Linked DNA regions of Homo sapiens: region 2 is linked to region 1. Evidence: chromatin contacts called from ENCODE Hi-C or POLR2A ChIA-PET data. All regions are on one chromosome and are shown on one strand. The core of a region is the stretch at or near the end of the contact, and the rest is flanking DNA. Distances in the headings are between cores, read along the strand shown. Region 1 overlaps USP24 (ubiquitin specific peptidase 24). Region 2 overlaps USP24 (ubiquitin specific peptidase 24).

Region 1 (4,085 bases), core at 666-3,165:
TTTAATATTACTGCAAGATTAAAAATTTGCCCCCACATATCTAAAAGCAGCTTGCTTTTTCTTAAAATATAAAAACCAAAGGAATTTCTTTTGTAGCATCGTAGAGAAAGCAACAGCTTTATGCTCACTCTTGTATGTTCGTGTAACAAAAAAGTCTGCCACTGGCTCTATTTCCGAAAATCTCCACAGAAATGTGAATCCACATATAGACCACGCTCCCGGGACAGCTGATCCACATGCCGGAGTTCTCCCACTGCCAAACAGCTCCCAAACCTTCTAGTGGCTTAAAAATGCTTTCCTTGAGAAATACACGATCCGCCCAAGTCACAGCAGCTTTCCCAGTCCAATCTCCAGGCTCTTCCAAAGGGTTCGAGATTCTGATTCCAAGAAGGTGCTGAGCATCCAGTATTGTGTCTTGACTCCTCTCAGGCTGGGCATGTTCCTCTAGGGATCAACATCATCAAGGTCACTTCTCAACTCACCAATCATCATGGGAGATTCTGAACCCTGCAGAAAAGAAAAGGAAGTTAAAGTTCATACGGTTAGAGAAAAGGTTTTCTATGCTGACTTGTGTTCTGCAATTTAAACATGTCTTCATCTGGCAACTTAATGCAATGTTTATCAAAGGGTAATAAAATGTGATAACTATTACATCTAATATTTGACAATTCATGATTATGTAAAACATGTACATTTCTATGATCTCATTTAGTCAGTGAAACAACCCAGCGACTTGTCTAAAGTCACAATGCTACTCTGCACCCATGTGAGAACGCAGAGCAGTGATAAAGCTGGGAGAGGCATTGATGGCCATTGTGCCCGCTTCACGTTGGGCACTGTGTGAGCCTCCCTGCCCTGCACCTGCCAAATATGGGCTCTGGGTCACTCCTGGGTCTGAAGGCTACCTCTGTTACCATCTGTGTGGCCTTTGGCTTACACACTTGGCGAATCGTTCTGAATACTCACCGTGTGCCATGGGGCTGATCTAGTTGGAGCTGGGGTGGGGAGGAGCAAGGACAGTCTCTCTAAAGTGACAACCTAAGCTGAGTGAGAGTTGGGGGTGAGTAGGGGGGCCCTGAGGTGGAAGGAAGAGAGTACATTTGATAAATAAAATTCAGAAAATGGGCCAGGCACAGTCGCTTATGCCTGTAATCCCAGCTACTTGGGAGGCTGAGGCAAGGAGAATCGCTGGAACCTGGGAGAAGGAGGTAGCAGTGAGGTGAGATTGCACCACTGCACTCCAGCCTGGGTGACAGAGCAACACTCCATCTCAAAAAAAAAAAAAAAAAAAAAAAAAAAATCAGAAAATGGGGGTGGGGAGGTGCGCAGGTGCTAGATCAAGCAGGACTGTGTTGAGGATTCTGGCTTTTCTCCTCATACAAAGCCTTTGAAAGGTTTTAGTGCATGAACCAGAGAGAAGCAGGGGTGGAGGTGAGGGGATCCTTACAGATGTAGGCAGAGAGGGGCTGATGACAGGTGGAGGAGAGGGACGAGCACCCTTTCAAAGGGAGCTGTCCGGGATGACATGGGGGTGCTGTGTGTGAGATAAGGAACACTGACGGAGGGCCAGCTTTGGTGGGCGCAGGGAGGAGGGGCTGGGCACATCGAGTCTGAGGTCTTTAAGGTATGCCAAGTGGAGAACGTCAAGAACAAGAGAGCTGGATGTTCATGTTCAGAAATCCAAGGTGGGTGCGGAGAGAATATGGAGTGAGGGCAGGAGGATACAGGTTAGAGACTCCACAAACCTTTACTGGTGGTCCAGAAGAGGCAGTACTAGGAAGGAGACAGAGAAGGAACAGCCAGAAGGGTTTGAGGAAAACTACGAGAGAGAAGTGTCAGGAAAGCCCTGGAATAGTGTTTCAAACGGGAAGAGCGCCAGGAGCGCTAGATGCTGCCGAGCAGTCGGCTAAGATGAGGCCTGAAAGCTGCAGGCCACCTGTCACCCCAACTGCTGAGTTGGAGAGAAGAGGGAGTTAGCAGGGAAGAGGCTGAAGAGCGAGTGAGAGATAAGAAAATGGGGAAAGTTAAGTTTAGAGAATTAGTCGAAGTTTGGCTGCAAAGAAGAGAAAAGAAGGCAGGGGCAACAGGGAGAAGAGAGGCTTTGACAGGGCAGAAGAGAGGCTTTGACAGGGCAGAAGAGAAACCAGTGTGCTGAGACGTCGCTGGGAAGGGTCTGGCAGGGTGGAGCGTTCTGGATATTGAAGAGTTACATACACATTAGAACGCAAAGCTCTGCCAAGGTGGGCGGGGATGAGCGCTAGGGGCTTTGGGTGGACAGAGGCAAACTTCCCACTGTCACAGGAGAGGAGACAAGAACAGTGCAGATGCTTGGGAATTAGTGGCCGCAGGAGCTCTCCTGTGACAGCTTTTATTTTCTCTGCAAATGAAGTAGGTGATGAGGTAATGTGTGGAGTGACCTTGGGCTAAGTCACATCACTGTGCTGGGCTGCAGTTACCTTTCTGTAAAATCAGGGTGACAGCTGCCTCACATAGTGCTTATGAGGATCCGAAAGATAACACTTAAAAAAAAATGACACCTACTACATCAGTAACATTCATTTAATGGGGCCTATTCTGTACCAAGTACTGTGAAGGGACCACAGAGGAGACTGCTGTTAAGGAAAGTTACAGACTATTGGAAAGACGTAATGATTAACTGACACTTAGTTCAGTGTTTGCACACAGTGGGTGTTCAATACATATTTATTTTCTTTTTCTACTATAATGATTGGTATTAAAGCTGTTTTTTTTTCTTTTTTTAAAAATACATGTCAAAATTTTCTTGGACTCCCCTGGCAAGCAGGTATACTTCAAGAGCACGGGAGCTTTTCTTTCAAGAGTCCACATTTCCAGGAAGGCTGGTGAGAGCAAACGAGGGACTTTCAGTAACCTGGCAAGGCAGAATAAAGTGAACAAGCTGGAACGAATCCCCCTGTGCCCTGGCTTCATCGGGACTACCTGCAGGCTGATCAGGGTGGCCAGCCACAAACACCTCGAGGCCTTCCATTCACTTCACACTGCAGCACTACTCAGCCCTGTAAACACACGGTTAGTGCATATGCTGAGCTGAGATCACTAGAGGGCAGCGCTGGTAACTCTTTGGACTCACATTCCAGAGGAAGCATCTTGTTTTCCCTCAGCTGTGGAAATTCTTTTTGGAAAGCTTAAGAGCAAGGCTGCCCTTTGCACACAAGGACATGCTGACCGTTATACCTGCTGTAGATGCCTGTCTCCGTTCTCATTGGCAGGACTACTCTCCGACCCATTACTGCTTCCTGATTGCTCTTTTTCATTCAACAAAGCTGTGGCATACGCTAACGTGTCCTGCAGAAGATTCAAACACAAGACGACAAAGTTAGGGCCCATTCAGTGGCAGCAGCAACCGCCAGGGAAGACTACCTTTCATCTGACCTTCAGTGGGACCGGAGGCCTGAGAGTGAGGCCTTCATCACAGTCACCAGAACCCCCTCAACCCCTGTCCCTTTTTGTGACCAGACTGCCCAACCTGTATGACTTTCCTTCTAGACAAATAATCTGCACAAATTTGTGTAAGTGTACACCAATCTGTTTTCTTTTCATAGAAATCCAATTGTTTCTTCTGCTTGTTCTCATCTTCAACTCATACCTCTCTTCTCAGAGGTTGCAGTTTCTGAGAAACACACTGAAAATCCTCCATAAGTGATTTAGACCACGCAAAAACAAGAGACAACTCTCACCTGAGCTGAAATGGTTCGCTGAAAGGTTTTTCCAGTTGATGTTTCATTAGAGACATTACTCTGTGGTGTCCAGTAATGTTCTGACATCTGAGATGAAAGGTCAAAAATGCCATCAGAGGTGACAAATAAGCCCCCATGGGTTCACAGTTTCTACCATTAGATATTGAGTCTTAAAAGCATCCCAAGTAGGGTACAAGTCTACCCAGACCTTCCATCACATAAAGCGATTCAAGACCTCAGTCAAGTATTGCTTCTTATATCATCATCCCTACCTTTTCCCCTATGAAGTTAAGACATATGTATTAGGACAAATTTAATGCACACAAGATATAAACTGTAGCAAAGAAATGTTTGAAATCTGAAAACACT
Region 2 (4,085 bases), core at 1,092-3,591, 58 kb after region 1:
TTTCTCCTGGGTCTCGCTCCCTTATCTCCTTCAGGTCTTTGCTAGATGTCACCCCAGCGAAGCTTTTCCTGATCACCCTACTGAAAATCATAGCCCCCGAATCCCTGCTTCCTTCTTTATTTTTCTCTACAGCTCTCCTCACCATCTGACACATACTTTTACTTATGTTAATTGTCTCCCCCTCTAGACTGTAAGCTTCATGAGGATGTGGATTTTGGTCTAATCTACTCACTGCTCTGTTCTCATTGCTTAAGAACAATATCTGGTACATGAATTAAATGACATACACAAATAAGCCAAATGTTCAATGTCTTTATTTTGACAGCCCTGTAAATGGCTGAGTGATGTGAAAGGAGTTTGTACTAAAAACACCTCTACAGTGTGGAACACAGAATAAAGCTACACATGTGTGCCACACCTTCTACGGTACTTGGGAATCCTTTTTGCCATCATTTCCCTATTTCCCATCCCCTCGACCTCCTCAAGGTCCCTACCCAGCTTCTCTGTGCCAGACCTCCCCTCAGGAATTCCTTCAACCATCCTCTGCTCATGCTTTGAGCTGGTGTCCATGCCTACCTCACCCAGAGGAAATGGTATGCCTACTTCTTTCTAGAGAAAAGCTGCTTCCAACTGCAGTACAAGTTGACCCCATCATTTACCCATTTTTCTTTTATCTTTATTCTTTTCTCCTTCATTGGTCCCTTTTAGTTAACCTATGAAGAGTCTTCCACAAGCTAAAATCAAAACAGAAAAGCCAACTTCCCCCTCAGTTTTTTTTCTAAATTATTATACTTTAAGTTTTAGGGTATATGTGCACAATGTGCAGGTTAGTTACATATGTATATATGTGCCATGCTGGTGTGCTGCACCCATTAACTCATCATTTAGCATTAGGTATATCTCCTAATGCTATCCCTCCCCACTCCCCCAACCCCACAACAGTCCCCAGAGTGTGATGTTCCCCTTCCTGTGTCCATGTGTTCTCATTGTTCAATTCCCACCTATGGGTGAGAACATGCGGTGTTTGGTTTTTTGTCCTTGCAATAGTTTACTGAGAATGATGATTTCCAATTTCATCCATGTCCCTACAAAGGACATGAACTCATCCTTTTTTATGGCTGCAGAGTATTCCATGGTGTATATGTGCCACATTTTCTTAATCCAGTCTATCATTGTTGGACATTTGGATTGGTTCCAAGTCTTTGCTATTGTGAATAGTGCCGCAATAAACATACGTGTGCATGTGTCTTTATAGCAGCATGATTTATAGTCCTTTGGGTATATACCCAGTAAAGGGATGGCTGGGTCAAATGGTATTTCTAGTTCTAGATCCCTGAGGAATCGTCACACTGATTTCCACAGTGGTTGAACTAGTTTACAGTCCCACCAACAGTGTAAAAGTGTTCCTATTTCTCCACATCCTCTCCAGCACCTGTTGTTTCCTGACTTTTTAATAATTGCCATTCTAACTGGTGTTAGATGGTATCTCATTGTGGTTTTGATTTGCATTTCTCTGATGACCACCCTCAGTTATTTCTGTCTTCAATTTACTATCACCCCTTTTTTCTTACTCATCTGAAAGGAGAGATCTCTATGCCCTGACGCTACCTTCCTGCCTTACACTTGCCACTCAGCTCTGACAGCTGGATTATGTCCTCATGGTTTTACTCACACGCTCCCAAATCTCTCATGCCATTCTCCACTTTTCTAACAAGCACCCTATCCAATCCATACCATCTACTTCACATGACTCAGAAGGACCTTGTATACAAACAAACTTATTTCTCTTGCTTTCCTTTGTTCGTTCCATCTCTCTGTGTTTATTTCTCATACTGACTAATGACTCACCATTTCCCCACTCTACCAAGCTAGAAACCACAGGGCCATTTTATAAATGTCCCCACCCTCTACCTAGTCATAAATGTCATTCTGTCACTGCCCTTCATCTCCTCTCTGGATACTGTCAGCTCTCAGTCTACCCTTCCTCCAGTCTCTCCCACTTCCCTTCATCCTCTTCACTGCTGCCAGAGTAATTGTTTCAGGTAATTCTCGGCTTAGTAACTGCCTGTTTTTTCATGGACTACAAGACAACACTCGTATTCCCCAATGAGACCCTTCTTGACATGTTTCTCTCCTTCATCCTTTGCTTGAACACCAGGCAACTGAGGTTCCCAAGACAGGCGATGCGTCTTCATGCTCTCACTCACCCTTCCTTCCATTCCAGCTTGGAGTGCCCCTTCCCTCCTTATTTACCTAGAGGATTTCTAGGTAAATAATTTCCCAATTCCTAGCTCAACAGTCATTTTCTGTGAATAATTTCCTAACCTTATGACCCTAAGCAAATTCAACCAATGTAACCACTACTTTCTCACCCCTCCTCCTCACAAGTACTTTTTATATATGCCTCTGCTTTAATACCTTTTTTTTTTTTTTTTTTTTGAGACAGGATCTTGTTCCGTTGCCAGGGTGGAGTGCACTGGTGCTATTACTGCTCACTGCAACTTCCACCTCCCGGGCTCAAGTGATCCTCCCACCTCAGTGTCCCAAGTAGTTAGGACTACAAGTGCATGTCATCACACTCAACTATTTTTTTATTTTTATTTTTAGTAGACATGAGGTCTCACTATGTCGCCCCGTACGATCTCAAACTCTTGGGCTCAAGCAATCCTCCTGCCTCAGCCCCTGAAAGTGTTGGGATTACAGGCATGAACCACCATGCCTGCCCTGTTTTAATACTTATAATATAGTTACCTAGCTGTTTGTTATTCTTTGTTAAACCATCAGCTGCCTCTCAAAGGCAGAGATAATATCTAATTTATCTTTGCATCCCCAGCACTAATACCTTGCACAATATGGATTTACAGCGATAAAATTCACCTTATTTCAAACTGACATGAGACACAAAAGAAACAGATACAGCCTCCTGGCTTCTACTCTTCTTGAAAATTTCCCCCACTACCAGAGGGGAAAGAGACATGCTTCCATACGTTTTTCAAATAATCAGAAGTTATAAAATGATTTAAAATATTTTAAAGGACTGAAACATCATTCCTTCTTATAATAACTCTCACAATGAGTCATATGATACCTTGTAGGAATAAGCAAGACTTTGCAGGGGAAATTAACTAAAATAACTATATTCATTTTCGGCAACTCATGTAACATTACATTGAAACTCTAACCTCAAACCGCCAGCTTTGAGGAAGTTTTCACAGAAGGATTTGGCACAGCTTCTGGCCATGTCATCATCAGCTGTTGGCATGAGTTTGGAGCTTAGAACCTAGGGAACAGATAAGCACAATTATTCATCCACACATTTTCAGCAGAAATTACTCCTTTACTAAATAAAACATTCAGACAACTTGAGTTAGAATCTCTTTAAATGTTGCACACTGTTTTTCCCCCAGAAATATGTAGAAGCTGATGTTTCACGATAAAATAATCACATTTTCCCTATTCTATTTACTTTGGAAGAAAAATCTTTCCGTTCTAGAGAAAGCTGGTGTGTTCTTTTCATGAAACTGGCAAACATGAAAGTCTCAGACCCTCAGGCTTAGATAAGAACAGATAATTTCATGTGATATGCTAGATATATTCTTTAGAAAGATATACACCAAAGTTTTATAAAACAGCCCATATATTAAAAATGCAAGATGAGTTTCCCAACAATAACTCTAACTCCTATTTATTGAACATCTACAATGTATCAGGCATATGTATTTTACTTTATAGGTGAGGGAACTGAGACCTGAAAGGTTAAGTAGGTTAAGTGACTGCCCACCCAAGGTCACGTGGTTAGAATTCAAATCCAGATGTGTCTCATTCTAACACTCATGCCCTTCTATGACACCGCAATGCCTACACCTAAAGTGGAGTTCAACTGAATACTTTGGTTGGGCAGAATTTCACATAAATAACCATACTATAGCCAAGACTACAAATCTAGTTCACATTCTAGTTTTACCTAGCTGAGAGACCTTAGGCATACAATGCTCCCTTTTGTCCTAGTTTTCTCATCACTAAGTGAACATAGTAGTTGCCTTTACAGGAAGATTGAAGGATTAAATACTACAGCACAAGCTTTA

What was found. Hi-C counts contacts between places; a loop is a spot of excess contacts on that map. ChIA-PET counts read pairs that join two places held with the same protein, here RNA polymerase II (POLR2A). Pooled maps may share reads with other maps.
Region 2: a loop to region 1 is called in a map of motor neuron, with 6 times the contacts of the local background. The contact joins two enhancer-like sites. A Hi-C loop is called at or near these places in 13 of 168 maps with a recorded cell type or tissue (CD8-positive, alpha-beta T cell, HepG2, IMR-90 and 9 more) and 14 of 50 pooled maps. POLR2A ChIA-PET finds 5 or more read pairs at or near these places in 4 of 52 experiments (OCI-LY7, PC-9, naive thymus-derived CD4-positive, alpha-beta T cell and 1 more).

The regions. Positions count from the first base shown.
Region 1 is chr1:55,068,601-55,072,685 of GRCh38, forward strand. USP24 (ubiquitin specific peptidase 24) reads right to left here. Exons shown (of 68, transcript NM_015306.3): 66 at 3,717-3,803; 67 at 3,214-3,324; 68 at 1-507. The coding sequence ends at 445. Among named protein-coding and RNA genes, the nearest start is that of PCSK9, 31 kb to the left of the region's middle. Within about 2 kb of position 1,916, at least 3 of the 41 ENCODE cell types and tissues checked have a DNase peak (open chromatin) inside an H3K27ac peak, as active enhancers do.
Region 2 is chr1:55,126,295-55,130,379 of GRCh38, forward strand. USP24 (ubiquitin specific peptidase 24) reads right to left here. Exons shown (of 68, transcript NM_015306.3): 32 at 3,183-3,280. Among named protein-coding and RNA genes, the nearest start is that of USP24, 87 kb to the right of the region's middle. Within about 2 kb of position 2,342, at least 6 of the 41 ENCODE cell types and tissues checked have a DNase peak (open chromatin) inside an H3K27ac peak, as active enhancers do.